Linked DNA regions of Homo sapiens: region 2 is linked to region 1. Evidence: chromatin loops called from intact Hi-C (ENCODE). Cell type or tissue: ascending aorta. All regions are shown on one strand. Links, peaks and the distances in the headings refer to the core of each region. The heading gives the core; the rest is flanking DNA. Region 1 overlaps GSTO2 (glutathione S-transferase omega 2). Region 2 overlaps CFAP58 (cilia and flagella associated protein 58).

Region 1 (8,475 bases), core at 2,076-4,575:
TTAAGCTGGACTCTCAGGAATGGAATTACCAGATCAAAGGGTATAATGAGCACATTGGAGGCTTGGACTGTATTTCACTAAATTGCTTCCCAAAAGACTTGTGTTGTTTGCCCCTCACCAGCAGTATGTGAAAATGCTCTTTGCCCTATATCCTTTTCACTGGTGGGAGACTTCATTCAAAAAGATATTTGTTTGTTGAATAATATTTGCTGTGGAGATACACTGTAGTTCCTCATTGTTGACTTAATGCATATTTCTTTGATGGCCAGGGAAGTGGAAGGTTTTCCCGGAAGTATGTCATCCCTTGCTCCTGGTCTTGCAAAATTTGTCTGTTCAGTTCAGGGGCTTTGCCTATCTGGCCATCAGAGTCTTACTAATTTTCTTTGTTGATTTGTAAAAGTTCCTTTTAAAGCGTTCCTTGTATAGAAAAGATATTTGACTGGTTTTAAAACACATTTTTGTTTTCTTTTGACTTTTAATTTGGCTTATATATTTTTGCATATGGAAGTACAGCATTTGAAAGTATTGTGCTATAAGGCTTTCCTTATATGTGCTATGATTTCCTCCACTGTTTTATGTGTAGGAAGTCCTCTCCCCACTTCAGAGACTTGATAAATATTCATTTATATTTTCATCTACCACCAATCACTTTACAGACATTTGACTGGTCAAGCATTACCCTCCTAGCTTTTCCCCCCACACTATCTTACAAATATATTGTGATTTGTTTTAGTTTTTGTTTTTTGTTTTTGAGACAGGGTCTCACTCTGTCACTCAGGCTGGAGTGCAGTGGCATGATCATGGCTCACTGCAGCCTCGACCTCTCAGGCTCAGGTGATCTTCCTACCTTAGCCTCCTGAGTGTCTAGGACTACAGGCACCACTATGCCTGGCTAATTTTGTGTATTTTTTGTAGAGATGGGATTTTGCCATGTTGCCCAGACTGGTCTCGAACTTCTGGGCTGAAGCGATCCTTCCACCTTGGTCTCCCAAAGTACTAGGATAAAAGGTGTGAGCCACCACACCCAGCCCTACAAATATATTTTGAAGATACGAATTAAGCTCATTAAAAGGATGCCAGCATAGAATTTTCAGAGTGGTCCTTTAATCCCCAAATTTTGACAGTTGTATTCTGCACCTTCATGGAGAATCTAGGTCATAACTGATGGGCAGCAGGAGGGGCATGTTCTGCTGCAGGTCCTCCCTCTAAGGCTCCTTCCCAGAGGAGAAAATGGTCTTAAATATGCCCTAGGTTTGTTCCACACCCTAGGTTTGTTTTACAGGGAACTGGGTCATCACATGGTTAGCTCAGCCTCAGCTATATCATTTTAGCAGGGATCTGAGATTTGAAATCTTAAGAACCTCCATTTATCTTTTATGAGCTCAAAACATTTCTGCCCTCCAAAAGACTTGAATAGACATTTCTCAAAAGAAGACACACAAATGGCAAACAGACATATGAAAAGGTGCTCAGCATCATTGATCATCAGAGAAAGGCAAATCAAAACTACAATGAGATATCATCTCACCCCAGTTAAAATGGCTTACATCCAAAAGACAGGCAATAACGAATACTGGTGAGGATGTGGAGAAAAGGGAACCCTCGTTCACTGGGGCGGGAATGTTAATTAGTATAACCATTGTGGAGAACAGTTTGGAGGTTCCTCAAAACACTAAAAATTGAGCTACCATATGATCCAGCAATCCCACTGCTGGGTACACACCCAAAAGAAAGGAAATCAGTATATCAAAGAGATACCTGGACCCTTATGTTTGTTGCAGCACTGTTTACAATAGCTAAGATTTGAAAGCAACCTAAGTGTGCACGAATAAGGAATGGATAAAGAAAATGTGATACAGGCCGGGTGTGGTGGCTCACTCCTGTAATCCCAGTACTTTGGGAGGCCAAGGCTAGCGGATCACTTAAGGTCAGGAGTTCGAGACCAGCCTGGCCAACATGGTGAAACCCTGTCTCTACTGAAAATACAAAAATTAGCTGGCATGGTAGTGCATGCCTGGAATCCCAGCTACTCAGGAGGCTGAGGCAGGAGAATTGCTTGAATCTGGGAGGCAGAGGTTGCAGTGAGCTGAGATCACACCACTGCACTCCAACTTGGGTGACAGAGTCACACTCTGTCTCAAAAAAAAAAAAGAAAAAAGAAAATATAGTACATATACACAATGGAGTACTATTTGGCCATGAAAAGAATGAGATCCTGTCATTTGCAGCAACATGGATGGAACTGGAGATCATGTTAAGTGAAACAAGCCAGGCACAGAAAGACAAACATCACATGTTCTCACTTATTTGTGGAATCTAAAAATCAAAACAATTGAACTCATGAACACAGAGAGTAGAAGGATAGTTTGCAGAGGCTAGGAAGGGTAGTGTGAGCTGGCAGGGAGGTGGGGATGGTTAATGGGTACAAAAAACAGAAAGAATGAATAAGACCTACTATCTGATAGCACCACATGGTGACTATAGTAAATAATAACTTAATTGCACATTTAAAAATAACTTAAACAGTGTAATTGGGTTGTTTGTAATTGAAAGGATAAATGCTTGGGGGAGTGGATACCCCATTCTCCATGATGTGCTTATTGCATACTGCATGCCTGGACCAAAATATGTACCCCATAAATATATACACCTACTATGTGCCCACGAAAAATAAAATTAATAAAAGATTTCTGCCCTGGAGTTGAGTACTTTTCCACTGCTTCTGGAAAAGGGCCAGTATTGCTGATGTACTGGCATGTTGCTTTGTGTCTTTTTAGGGGCCACAGAGGGTGGAGGATGGCTTCTGCTTTTTTGGGGGGCAGAGAGTAGGGGATGACCTCTGCATTTTCAGAACGATTTTCATGAGGAAAAACTTTCTTCCTCCTCCAGCAAGTACAGCAGCCCCCACTGGGAGCCACCACACTGTTTCGAGATTGGGGGCTTGGGATTTCTTGGCAATGGTGTAGAGGATGGTGAAGGTGAGCTGGCCTCTTCAAGGTTTGAAGCTCAATTATTGAGGCTGAACCAAAGAGTTGAAGACTGGAGCTCTCTCGAATGCCTGGTTTGGAGATGTCTGGGATTCGCTTCTCCTAATGATCTTGCTTCTCTCGCGAAAACTGCAGATTTCTTCATCCTCCGGTTGAACGTTCTTGGGGAGCCGCGGCCGACGCGCCTCGCACTGATGGCCACCAGGGGGAGCCCCGCGCGCTTCCTCCTTCCCCTTGTGTTCCAGGGCGCACTTCAAAACGCTGACGTTCTCCTTCGTCCCTCTGGGGGCGCCCGAGGGGCCCTCGCAGAAGATGAGGTGCCTTTCCAGCCAGGCTTCTCGCGTGCAGGGCTTGGGAACAGTGCATCCCCATCCTACCAAGCAGTCCCTTCCTCTTCATTTGCATCGCGTCCGTAGTCTTATTTTTCAGTGAACTGGAGAACAGAAAATTTTAAAATAGATTTTTCTAATATTCCAGAAGGTCAAACACCTTTCTGCAAAGTATCTAGCATACTAAAGGGGAAGTAATTTTACATGTCTGGAAGGTACCATGTTTGCATTAGAAAGGAGCTCTTCTATTGTACTAAAGTCTCCAACAAACCTCTTGAACTCTTAAGCCTGAATTGAAAATGTGTCAATGTTTTCAGAAAATCTGAGGCCTAGAAGCTAGAGCCTCAGTTCCCTCCCCTGCCATTTGTAGAAGCCTTATAGGGGATATCTGGGGTTTTTGAAGAAAAACACTTTCTAAGTAGGCTATTTTGCTTTGCTTGTTCATACAAAAGACAGGGGTTCTGAAAGTGAGGGATGCCATTGTGAGGGAAGCTATTCAACATTAAGAATGGCCAATATCTTTTTTTTTTTTTTTTGTCTTTTGAGAGGGGGTCTTGCTGTGTTTGTTGCCCAGGCTGGAGGGCAGTGATGTGATCATAGCTCACTACAGCCTCGAACTCCTGGGCACCACTACACCCAGCTAACTTTTTTTATTTTTTGTAGACACGGTCTCACTATGTGCTCTAGGCTGGTCTCGAACTCCTGGCCTCAAGAGATCCTTCCACTTTGACCTTCCAAAGCACTGGGATTACAGGCGTAAGGCACAGTGTCTGACCACCAATATCTTTTTTTTTTTTTTGAGACAGGATCTCACTCTGTCACCTAGGCTGGAGTGCAGTGGCGTGATCACTGCTCACTTCAGCCTCTACCTCCCAGGCTCAGGTGGTCCTCCCACCTCAGCCTCCCAAGTAGCTGGGACTGCAGGCACAGACCACAATGCCCAGTTAGTTTTTTTGTAGAGACAGGGTTTTGCTATGTTGCCCACGCTAGTCTCGAACTCCTGGGCTCAAGCAGTCTGTCCACCTCAGCCTCCCAAAGTGCTGGGATTACAGGCATGAGCCACCATGCCTGGCTGTATCTTTATATGTGATATATAATCAGGTGGAAGAACTCAACATAGAATTCTTTAAAAGGATGGATTGGATATTAACATAACTACTGCTAAGTGGATCTAGATCTAACACCCATTTTTCATTCCATTTCTGATGATAAAACACTTAAGAAAGACAAGACATTGGATGTTAAGTCTGTCAGTTTATTTTGCCTCTGCCTCTATCCTAAAATTTTTTCAGAGGGGTAAATGCAAGGGACTTGTTTTAAATTGAGTACAAGAAAGAACTATTTTAGTAAAGTTGCCTGAAGATCTGCTCATCAGTGGAATAAAACAGGAAGGACAGAATTCTGATAAGCTCTTTCATAATGACTATGTTGGAATGTCTCATCCCTCTGTCAGTTGCTTTGGCTTGAGCTTCTGATTCAGAGAGCATGAAAAGGTGAGACTAAGGAGGAAATTCTTTTCACAGAGAAGCTCAGAGCCGAACCAATCCTTGGCTGTAGAGAAGGAGGAGCTTTCAGAGTTTGCTGGTTCCAAGCTTTTTTCTGTTACTTAAATTTAAAGCTGGAACAGAAGGTCAAGAAACAGGAAGGAAAACCGTATCAAGATATCAAGTCATGGTATTCTTTTTCATTCTTACAGAAAAGAATTCACAAGAGACTTGAGGAAGCTTTTTTATTTTTATTTTGTTCTGTTTATTTATTTATTTTAAGATGGGGTCTCACCCTGTTGCCCAGGTTGGTCTCAAACTTCTGGGCTCAAGTGATCTGCCCACTTCGGCCTCCCAAATTGCTGTGATTACAGGCATGAGCCACTGCGCCTGGCCAATTTTTTTTTTTTTTTTTTTTTTGCGACAAGGTCTTTCTCTAGAGTGCAGTGGCATGTTCACAGCTTAGTGCAGCCTTGACCTCCCAGCCTCAAGTGATCCTTCCACCTCAGCCTCCTTAGTAGCTAGGACTACAGGCATCACTAGGACTACAGGTGCCACCACCACGTCCAGCTAATTTTCGTATTGTTTGTAGAGACGGGGTTTCACCGTGTTTCTCAGGCTGGTCTCAAACTCCTTGGCTCAAGCAATTTAAGGAAGCTTTTCATTAGAGTCTAAAAATACATATTTGAATTGAATGACACAGGGTTGACACTAGTCAGAGAATTAGGAAAATGTGATATGCGTGTTAGTTCCAGTGCAAACCGGAGAGCCCGTTAACCTCCCTGGGACTGGGTTTCCTCCTCTGCACAGCAAGGCTCCCCTGTCCTTCCCCATGGGAGACAAGAATCACATCACCAGCATGTTTTCCTCTCCCCTTTGGCTGCCAGGAAACTCAAGAGTCAAATTCAAGGCTTTATTGAAGGAACTCTGCAGGACCCAGGACGTGATATCTTGATACTGTTTTCCTTCCTGGTTTTTGACCTTCTGTTCCAACTTGCGTTTTCCCTGATTATAGCATTTTATTATTTTTCATATTTAGTATGTAGTGCACATTTTTACACTACACTTCTAATCCTTTGTGTAATGATCATGGTAGAAATAAATGGTGAAATGAGGAGGTCCCACTTAGATGAGTTTCAGGGGTCCTTCCAGTCCCAATTTTCCAGGATTCTTAAGGGGAAAAAGTAATTTTACATGTCTGGAAGGTTCCAGGTTTGCACAGAAGGGAACTCTCCTATCGAGAGTCCTGAGGACTTCAGCAGACCTCCAGGGAGGCCTGTCCAGGATGTTCTCCTACGTCTGTAAAGGAGTGAGCACTTTGTGCTAGTTTAGGGAAAGACAGCTTTTCTGTTGGGATTTTAGACTTACCCTGCTTGAAATTGGTGGAAAAATACCTGTCTGGGATGGGGCTCAATAATCTGCAGCTGTATTAGGAAATGCAAGTAGTTTTGATGTGGGTGGTTTCAAGACATATTTGGAAAATGTGAGGGAAATGTGTATGTGCATTTGCTGAGCGGGGGACTGGTGAAGGATCACCGATCCATTTATTCCTAATGCTCATCTCAGCTTTTTATTGTGCCGAGTACCTTGATAAGGCTTGGGTTATTTTATGAGCGTTTATATATAAATTGATAGTGTCCATCAGATCATGTATATTTAGAGGCATGCTCCTACTTTGAGTAAATGGAAAGCTTTAGAGATATACACTAAATAAACATCAGTTACTAATTAAAAATTCCCTCCTCACTTTACCAAAGGACCCACCATGGGTTCCATTAAATGTCTATTTATGGTTTGTTTTGACAAAGACTTTTCCAAGAACACCTCTGTTCTGTAAAGCAGAAGAGCTGTGTAGATGTTCCAGAGTCGCTTGGTGTAAATTTGGTTCTGATTTGTGCCGTGAAGCCCAATAACAAACTGGAGGCACACATTTCAAAGCCAGTGGTAAGAGTTTGAGTAGTGATCATCTATTCCTGAACATAAAGTCTGGAGCCTTCTGGAATCCATAAAAATGGAATGATTTGTTCCTTTCCCCTCTAACCAAATTTTATTCATACCTGGCTATAAATAGCTTCTGTTTTGAGTTTTCACTGGTCAGACCCTGCTGTTTTAGTGCCATCCTGTTAGCTTCCTTGAACAAGGTAATGCCACCTAACATGTTTTTTCAGACTTCCAGGACAATGATCAGGGGGACTTCTCTATGCCACACTGGGAGGTGTGAAGGTGTAGGCTTTAGGGCAACCCCTCTGAGAAGGGGTGGCAGGTGGAGGAGCCCATTGATCCTTTCTATCAGGGATGGATTTGCTTTCTGTGGGTGTCACCTTCAGGGGCCTGTGTTCCCACTCATCACAGGAGCTCATATTTACTCAGTGGGGCCAGAGTGTTCTTCATACATGGTGATTTTACTCCTCACCATAACCTCCGTGGTGCGTGCTAACATGACCACCATTTTGCAGATGAGAACATGGAGGCTTGCAGGGGAGGTAAGTTGCCCCAGGTTCCATGCTGAATCAGAGGTCAAGCTCAGCACACAGCACAGGACCAAGTCTGCTGGTTCCCAAGCTCACATCCTTACCTACAACTCTGAATCACCCCACAGCAGAGTCAACAAGCTGGCCTGGCATGTGAAGAAGCAAGCCTGGGTGTCTCCTGGCTGCCAGTGCCATCCCTGCCCCGGGACCCTAATCCACAGTTTGATTCTGGTCCTTTTGCCCTCTGTCCCTCACCAGAACCCTGATATTTCCAGATGAAAACACGAGTATAGCTTATTTCCACAACTCACCTGGGCCCAGCAATCAAGATCTATAGCTATAGGGAAGTATTGAGTTGATTATGAGTTATATAGGTCAAAATGAGTAGCTTGCTTGATTGAAGCAGGTAATTCGTGCCATACTTTTCTCTTTGGGAAGACCTGTACCAACAATAACCTCTGCTAAACACTTTCGCTTTTTTAAATTTGCAGGTACTTTTTTGGGGCTGTCTTTGGCTGCCTGTCTGTTGAGAGTTTGTTTTCTTTACAGTCCATCTGATTTACAGTCCCTCCGGGTTGATTTGTCTCATTTGGGAATGAGAAATTTTATTTTAATGCATTAAGTAATAGTGTTGAGTGGCCAACAAATGTGAAGTTTGAAAAGCTCAAATGAAAAAAAAAGTGTGATAGAAACACAGAGTTGGGGGCCGGGTGCAGTGGCTCACACCTGTATTTCCGGCACTGTGGGAGGCCAAGACAGGAGGATCCCTTGAGCTCAGGAGTTTGAGACCCCTGGGCAACATGGCAAGACCCCAAGACCCCATCTCTACAAAAAAAATGTAAAAATCAGCCAGGGGTAATCCCAGCTACTTGGGAGGCTGAGGTGGAAGGATTGCTTGAGCCCGGGAGGTTGAGGCTGCAGTGAGCTGTGATCGATCTACTGGACTCCAGCCTGAGTGACAGAGCAAGACCCTATCTAAAAAAAAAAAAAAAAAAAAAAAAAGAAGAAGAAGAACACAGGTTGGAATTTGAGGGGGCCTGTTAAATAGGATGCTCTTTCCTGCCTTAGTTTTGAATTAATTGAGAAGATAAAATAATAAGGCATGGAGATTAGAGCATCCCCTTTCTTTTTTTCTTTTTCTTTTCTTTTTTCTTTTTTTCTTTTTTACTTTTTGCTCTTCTTGGCCAGGCTGGAGTGCAATGGC
Region 2 (8,475 bases), core at 2,739-5,238, 150 kb after region 1:
CTTTGGGAACCTGGCATGACTGTTTTGTTTTATAATGACTTAGTTATTTGTTTTTCCATAACTGGATACTAAACTCTAGACCTTACTGATTATTTTTTGGTGGGGAGTGGACAGAGTCTCATTCTGTCACCCAGGCTGGAGTGCAGTGGAGCAATCTTGGCTCACTGCAGCCTCTGCCTCCCAGGTTCAAGTGATTCTCCTGCCTCAGCCTCCCAAGTAGCTGGGATTACAGGCGCCTGCCACCATGCCCAGCTAATTTTTGTATTTTTTGTAGAGATGAGATTTTGCCATGTTGGCCAGGCTGGTCTCAAACTCCTGATCTCGAGTGATTTGCCTGCATCGGCCTCCCAAAGTGCTGGGATTACAGGCGTGAGCCACCGTACCCAGCCGACCTTACTGATCTTTGTGTGAACCTAGAACAGTCACACACATAGAGTTATTGCTAAATAAATACTTAGTTGACTTGAATTTCTCTGGACGTGTTTCATTACTGGCTTTAAGAAAAGTCAACACTATCATGATTTTTAATATGTGCAAATTCTTCACATGGATTAAATTGCTAGGAAAGCAAGCAAACAGCCTTGGTAACAATGTTCAGGCTAGCCTAGAGAATTACATACTTTGTACCAGATTTTACATACATATATTTGCATTTTGGAAATAAAGTCCCTTGCAAAAACATCTCTCAAGAAAGCTTGTGTTGCTTACATCAGAAAGCACCAGAAGCATTTTTCCTATTGTTACAAAAATGGTGAAGGTTAGTGCATGCAAATTTCTCATATGCCTCATAAAACACTTACTCATCTACATCTAAAGCCAAGAACCACTGTGTAACCGACTAGTTCCCTGCTCGTAAGGAACTCGGCTGTGTAATTCTGTTTCATCACCAAATGCCAGCATTTCCTGTCCTCTCTAGGGGGCTTTACTACTTCATGACATCATAAACAAGATAGGCCCAGAGTTCAGTTTAGCTGACATCTTCGTTATAAAACCAATAAACAAGAAAGCCCCAGGGTATTAGGCATTATTTTTTCTTTTCTGAAGCTAGATAGAAATGTAATATGTTTACAGAGTTTCTAATTTATTTTTCTGTTAATGAAAACAGGCATTTCCAGATAAATTAGGCCGTGTTCTAGAGTTGCTTTTATATACAGAGGGAAGTAATTTTGCTTAGAATTTTAAATGTAACTTTTGTCTTTTGTTAAGAATTATGGATGGTAGTGGGGGGATGGAAAAAGGACTGAAACCAAGCACAGAGGCAAAAATGTATTGCCTTTTTTTTTCAATTCTGGAAAAGAGTTATGTGTGCAATTAGGATTTCTGTGTTTAAGGAGGCTGTTTAAAAAGTCAACACATTATTTAGTTGAGGAATGTAGTTTAAGAATTATGCTTACGGCTGGGTGCAGTGGCTCATGCCTGTAATCCCAGCACTTTGGGAGGCTAAGGAGGGCAGATCACGAGGTCAGGAGTTCGAGACCAGCCTGACCAACATGGTGAAACCCCATCTCTACTGAAAATACAAAAATTAGCTGGGCGTGGTGGCATGCCTCTGTAATCCCAGCTACTCAGGAGGCTGAGGCAGGATAATCTCTTGAACCCGCGAGGTGGAGGTTGCAGTGAGCCGAGATGGTGCCATTGCACTCCAGGCTAGGTGAGAGAGTGAGACTCCATTTCAAAAAAAAAAAAAAAAAAGTTATGCTTACATTTTTATATTTATGTGTATCAGTATGTACATGCACATACAAGTAGTCTTTTCAGAGCCAATTAATTTGAATACATTTGCAAGTCTTATGAATTAAAAAAATGTTTGAAACTACTTGAACTATCAGAAAACCTCTACAAATATTGAAGAGATCAAGGCAAAGTTGTACCTCAAGTGATTTTCTGAGTTATACACAACATACATAATAAAAAAATATTGCTCGAAGTGATGGAACTCATAGGACCAGCTCAATAAAGTGAATTATGCAAGCTCTGCTAACTGGAAGATGTTATTGAATGGTTTAATTCAAGTAAAAGTTCTCAACACAAATATATCTGTACCTGTATTGATGTATGTTGGTAAAATACGATGGGCATAGTTTGCTGACCTGACCGTGTAATTGCAGTCAATGAAATTATTAAGCTTCCTCAATAGAATGAGGAGAGCACAACAGCAGGTGCGAGTTATATAGAGAGAGATTCACCATGGTTCTGGCCTTAAAGGCTCAAAATTCAGTTGGAGAGAAATAATGGGTTTATAAAGATAAAATATTGTTGGTAGTAACATGATATCTGTTGACATTTTGAGAAAGAGATTTTCTGTGTATTCTGTGAAGTAGCTTCTCTCAGAAGCAGTGGTTATTGAATAAAAAAAATCAACATTATCTTGAACCCATTGGGTAAGGCTGGAGTGAAGGCAAGATGGAATCTCTTTCCTTGGAGTTCTTGGCACTCAAGCATCTGAGTGGGTAGCTTTTGCCCTGGTAGGTGTAGATAAGCATGTGTCTTTGGTCTGGAGGAAAGCTGCCTGTTTCGCTTGAGTCAGCTTGTTCACAGAGTGAGGTGATTCTTCCCAACTCTCACCCAAGCAAATTGATGACTCCAGGGTGAGCAGAATCAATGCACTGGCATTTGCCAAATACAGATTCAGATGAAAATGGAATAAATTAGTTCCTCTCAGTCAGTTATTGCTTCGTGTATGCGAGCTGAGGAAGAAGGGGTGCTGAGGTGCATGTTGAATGTGAACTACCTTCTGTTTTCAGCTGAAGATATAAACAGACAGTGATTATAAAACTGTAGCTTGGTGGGGAAAGGAGTTCTGTGAGAAACTCAATTTCTCCCTCTGAATTGTACCTGGAGTAGCACTGACTCTTATTTGCATAGGCTGTTCAGAATATGTCTGGAATTTCCATTGTGAGGTTACAGACTGCCACCATGTAATAACAGCATTACTGGAAGCTAATACTGTAATTAATTTCTTACTACCATACTTAGCTGATATTGACAATGAGATGTGTGATTACCCAGCATAACTTGGCAGATTCTTCACAGCAAAAGAATTCATAATCACATCTGATGGCCTGTCCAACGGAGAGAACAGGATGTCTAGGAAGAGGCTATCATTTCAAGGATGGACATAGTATGGTTAGTGCTCTCAAGACATGCTTAGCCAAAGAGAAAGCTAGTATTTTGGTATTAGTAGTTGAGCTTGATTCCAGTACAGCTGTTCATAAAATAGTGAGGCATGCTACAAAGCGATATTGCTGTGCATCACCAGAAAACTCGGAATAAAAGAAATGCCAAACTGAAGATGCAATCTTTTGTTGGTGGGGAAATAATATCCTCTTTATGATATTCTTATGATGTTTCATTGACATATGGTGCTTCTAACCAAGTGACAAATTAATTGACTAAAGAGAAATGGATGTGGCTTAGTAAAGAAGGACAGGATATGTATTATAAGGCAGCTGGTTCTGCCACTGCTGGCTTATGGAGACAATATACATTGGACAGCTAATGAGTCTCTGTTGCATAAGATAGATTCTCTTTATAATAGAATTGCACGCTTTGTCTCTAAATGGGGTTATTATACACACCATTGCACAATGTTTGAAGAGCTTGGTTGGCCCTTGTAGAGGATTACGAGAGAAATAAATTGGAAGACAATGTACTGAAGACCTTCAATCCATCAAACATTTCATATTTATCTAAATTACTAGCACATTCTCCAAAAATATGAGTCTGTATGATACACAAGGCTAGAATGTTAATGCTGACCAGACTTTGCTTTATCAGACAGGTTTTCCACTGTAAGCATTGACCAAAATTCACGCACAGTGAAGCCGGGCAATACACATTCCAACAACTGCCCCCATTCCATTTGCCTCTGCTCTTCATGTATTCCACTATCTTAGTCCCTGAAGTTTCATTTGTTATTTCTTCTACCCACCATGAACACACAGGGCTCACTTGCCCTGGGTTATTTAATTCTCAGAACTTTTTGACTTTGACTACCCAGACAGCTTTAGTGGTAATTCAGTTTCTTCACTTTTCTCCATACTTGTGGGCCCTCACAGTTCAGTTGCTCAGCTATTCTTTATAATAAATCCATTTCAATTAAGGTTAAAGCCTAGAAAGAAATACTAGGCTGGATGTGGTGGCTCAGGCCTGTAATCACAGCACTTTGGGAGGCTGAGGTGAGTGGATAAAATGAGCCCAGGAGTTGGAGACCAGCCTGGGCAACATAGCGAGACCCCGCCTCTACAGAAAGTACAAAAATTAGCCAAGCATGGTGGTGCATGCCTATAGTCCCAGCTACTTGGGAGGCTGAGGTGAGAAGATTGCTTGAGTCCAGGAGGTTGAGGCTGCAGTGAGATATGATTGTGCCACTGTACTCCAGCCTGCGTGACAGAGTGAGACCCGGTCTCAAAAAAAAAAAAAACAACAACAACAACAAAAAACAAACCAAAAGAACAAAAAGGAAAGAAACAAAATATTGGAAGTGACGAAGAAGACAGGATAAATGACAACATCATTCACTCTGTGTCAGAACACTGTACTTTCTATTAGAGGACATGGCAGGGCTTATTCAGATGGTGTAGATGGGGAGATGGAGGAGGTGAGTCATGCTCTTACCATCATTACTCTCTAATGTGGCTTTGAACCTGATTCCACTTTCTGGCTTGATTCTTCTATCCATGATATCATGTAGATGGAATTTTGTAGCTCAATTTTGCCCAAATATTTTCAGGGTGATACCATGTCTTTGAGCCCCAGGGGAAGTTTTGCACAGGAAAGGTGATTCTTGGGGTATATCATCACTAGGTTTTTGACTTGCCAATGGACTGTGGAGGCACCATTAATTCCTGCTGATGCTGAGATCCTCACCTATGTGGTGAGGTGACAATATTTTGTTTCTTTCAAACTTTCTTCTCTGTGTCTTTCTCCTCTCAACCTACCAAGAGTAATTGAAGAGAATTACACCTGTGAAACATTTCAAGATGCTTGGAGTAAGATGGTCTTTTCAGTTTAAGACATTATTATATTCCAAACCAGATTGCTTTCTCTCTGTCATTGTGAGGTTCTTTCCTTTGCAAGTCTATCTGTACTCTGGTATAGAGAAAGGTGAGCTGAAAGAAATGGACAAAACTGTTTCATGGACTTCTCCACATATTTATTACCCTCTCCAAATTGAATCTTGAAGCCTTGTCAGAAGTGTTATTTTCCCAACAGAGTAGGTGTTAAGTGTCTCTAGAAAATAAACTCACCTCCTGATATCTTTCTCAAGATTATATTGTAAGGTGTGACAGGAGGTGTTGTACAGCAAGGGAAGATCATCACTTTGTAATTTGATTTGTTCAAGTTCTCTTCTTTGGCACGGGCTTTTGGATTTCCTTGTCATTTCTGGAATTATTTCTTAAATGGTGAGTATTTTTTTCATATGTGTTTTTCCCAGAGCTTATTCCATCCAAATACTTTTTAAGTTGCATACACTCTTCTATAAATAGAGCTATGTTTTTGTAATGGAGTTTCAATAATTTGGCCAGGGAAAAGGAAAAACTGAAACAAATGGTAACAATGACTAGTTAATGATTTTTCTTTCACCTGATTTTTTATGACTTTTATATTTTCTGCTAAAAGCAGATTATTTGATAACAATACTAAGAATACTTAGCTGTAGGTAAAAATTAATATCCATTTGACTGAATGTTTCATTTAATGACAGGGCTTGTGCTTACCACAATTATCTTAAGGAAATAAATGTGTACAGAGACTGATGAGTAGACACACTAGACTTTATCAATGTTTATTCAAATTATTGCAGTTTAGTGATTTGGAAATCTAGAATTGAGATGCTTTAGAAATAAATCTTTGCTTATATGTAATTTCTTTAGTTCAAGGGTCGGAAAACACTTTACAAGCAATTAAACTCTAGGATTCAAATGAGGATTTCATATTGTTTATTGTTTAAATAAAGTTACAGAATTATCATTTGCTTAGGGTTTCTAGAAAATCCTTTCTTTTAGGTCTACAAATATGCATACCCAAGTTTCCTTGGATATTTACCTCTTCCCTCAAGACATTTTCAGATTTCTTTTCTTCCCATGCCATCATATTTCTTTTCTTTTTTTTTTCAGATGGGGCCTGGAGTGCAGTGGTGCACAGCTCATTGCTCCCTCGATCTCCTGGGCTCAAATGATCTTCTCACCTCAGCCTCCTAAGTAGCTGGGACTACAGGCATGCACCAAAATGTCTGGCTAATTTTTGTATTTTTCTTTTTTTCCTCTCTCTTTTTTTTTTTAAATAGAACCGGGGTCTCACTATGTTGCCCATGTTCATCTTGAACTCCTGGCCTCAAGCGACCCTCCTGCCTCAGCCTCCCAATGTGCTGGAATCACAGGCACGAGCTACTGCACCAGGCTATTATATTTCTTGAAAAACTCTCTTTTTTACTTCCTCCTGCAACCAACTCCTCCAACCAGAGTCAGTCACTCCCTCCTTTTCTTGGCAAGATCTTGTATCCTGCCCTTGTCTCCCAGTCCTTGTGATCTTATGTTCAGGTAGAGAGGAACTTTCTCTTACTCATTGTCTTATTACTTGTATCCAAATGTTGGGGACATTCCCAGCCCTTCATAAGGATTGTTTCAATGCATGACTGAATGAATCTGTGAGTGAATGTGATCACTGTGGAGCTGTGAAGTAGCTTGGGCCACTCCCAAATTGTGCTGGCCATGCAGTGAAAGGCATTTTCCCTGTTTTGACGGGGCTGTTTATCTCTGCTCCTGGTTCTGCTCTCCACTAGGAAAAGGAGAAACTCTACATGGAACTAAAGCACGTCTTGGCCCGCCAGCCTGGACCTGAGGCTGCGGAACAGCTGAAGCTGTACCGACGCACGCTGCATGACAAGAAGCAGCAGCTGAAAGTAAGTGGTAGCCCCTGTTCCTTCCGGGTTCCAGGGCAGCCACACTCTGGGGAGCACACCTGGACAAGTCCACTGACTCCACACAATGAGCCAGTCTCTCAATGCCACGATCCTCTGAGGTCAGCTCCCTTAGAGCTCTAGTCTAGGATGAGCCAGCAGACCTCAGAGCTATCCTTCTCTTCCTGGACTATTAGACAGCACCATTCTCCATTTCCAGAAAGAGGCAGGTGAGCAAGGGAGGAAAAGATGATGACAACAGAATGGAGATGTGCGGACAGGGTTTGGATGAATGATCTTGAGATGATTTATTAGAGTACTTGAAGGGCAGGGAGGAGCAAAGGAAATATTTTAACACCATTGACCAACTGAAGCAGACTGCCGTGCCACAGTGGGTCCCTGGTATTCCATCCCATCTGAAATAAACATACACAGAAGAAGTCCAGCCACTGCCCAGCCCTGAGGGCCTTGCTTCCTGACCAGCTGTCAAATATGTAACCATGAAAGGGAAATAAAATCAGGCAAGATTTTTTGATAGTGTGATTCCCTTCTAAGTCACATAAGACCCTCAGTTGCAGAGATATGGAGTGTTTTACTTTTCTATGTGCCTTTTGAAAGTTTTCTCAAAAGTTGTGCATGTTCACACTATATTTTGAGCTTCACCTTCTAAGCAAGTACTTAGCTATTCTTGGCATATCAGGGAAGTTTTACACACACAGCCACAGGATGAAGCATGTGCCAGTTGAATTCTGGCACTTCCTGCCCAATGAGGGTAATAATCGTTGACTTTCTGCCTGGGGTAAAATATATGCCACCCTACTAGTATAGCCCTAACCCCTTCAAAAATAGGACATTGTAAAACTGCATCCTTTTATTTTAAAAGGGCAAATGAAACAAGTCTAATTAGAGCATTAATTTTCAATTTGTCACTCTGAATGTTCATTTCACTTGAGTATCTTGAGACATAATTTGAATTTTGCATAGGACGTAATCTTTTGATTATTTTGTTCCTTTAAACAATTGAATATTTTGAACAAAACAAATTATTTTCTTGTTTTCTCAGAGGTAGATATAGATTAGAAAAGCACAGAGCTGTCTTATTCACACAGAGCTCCGGGTTGCCTTCAAAGGCTCACAGGAGCCTTTTGTGAATTTAACCCTTTATCTCAGGAAATCCAGATTTTTTGCTCAAATGAAATGTGACCCCTCATGAAGAGGTTTAGAGGTGGGTGGTACTGAGCATGTCTGCCAGTTTGTCCTTGATACTTACCTACTCTTATAGGAAATTCCACATTCATTGTTTAGAAGGAGGGTCTTTGTTTCTAAAAGTTTAACTACTGAGACAGGTTTTTTTTTTTTTTTTCCAGCATGAAAATTACGTTCTTTAGCCCATGATAACCTAATCAAAATCATTTTCACAGCAGTGAAGAAGAAAGAGTTCAGAAGCAGATGAACACTAAGAAGGCTAAGATCTCCCTTTTATGCAAATATTTAAAACAACAAGCAAGAGGAAAAATAAATCCAGCCTATTGCATGCCTGTTAGAACAATACCCTTCCTTTTCTCTTTTTGGTT

Evidence for each region. Hi-C counts contacts between places; a loop is a spot of excess contacts. Peaks named below come from ENCODE experiments on the same cell type or tissue, not always from the same donor. Only the 100,000 strongest peaks of a DNase experiment are listed, where the experiment ranks them.
Region 2: it touches region 1 in a loop (3-fold over the local background); 2 of 110 quality-filtered maps call a loop at or near these places.

What each region holds. Positions count from the first base shown.
Region 1 is chr10:104,288,366-104,296,840 of GRCh38, forward strand. The region is part of intron 5 of GSTO2 (glutathione S-transferase omega 2); the gene reads left to right. Among named protein-coding and RNA genes, the nearest start is that of GSTO2, 23 kb to the left of the region's middle. In ascending aorta, for the core only: a CTCF peak has its summit at 3,213 (motif pointing right); a DNase peak (open chromatin) is centred at 3,236; H3K4me3 peaks cover 238 bases.
Region 2 is chr10:104,440,914-104,449,388 of GRCh38, forward strand. It overlaps CFAP58 (cilia and flagella associated protein 58), which reads left to right. Exons shown (of 18, transcript NM_001008723.2): 16 at 6,785-6,904. Among named protein-coding and RNA genes, the nearest start is that of LINC02620, 35 kb to the right of the region's middle. RefSeq lists an enhancer at 3,991-5,190. In ascending aorta, for the core only: no CTCF peak of the experiment used is centred there; no DNase peak of the experiment used is centred there; H3K27ac peaks cover 421 bases.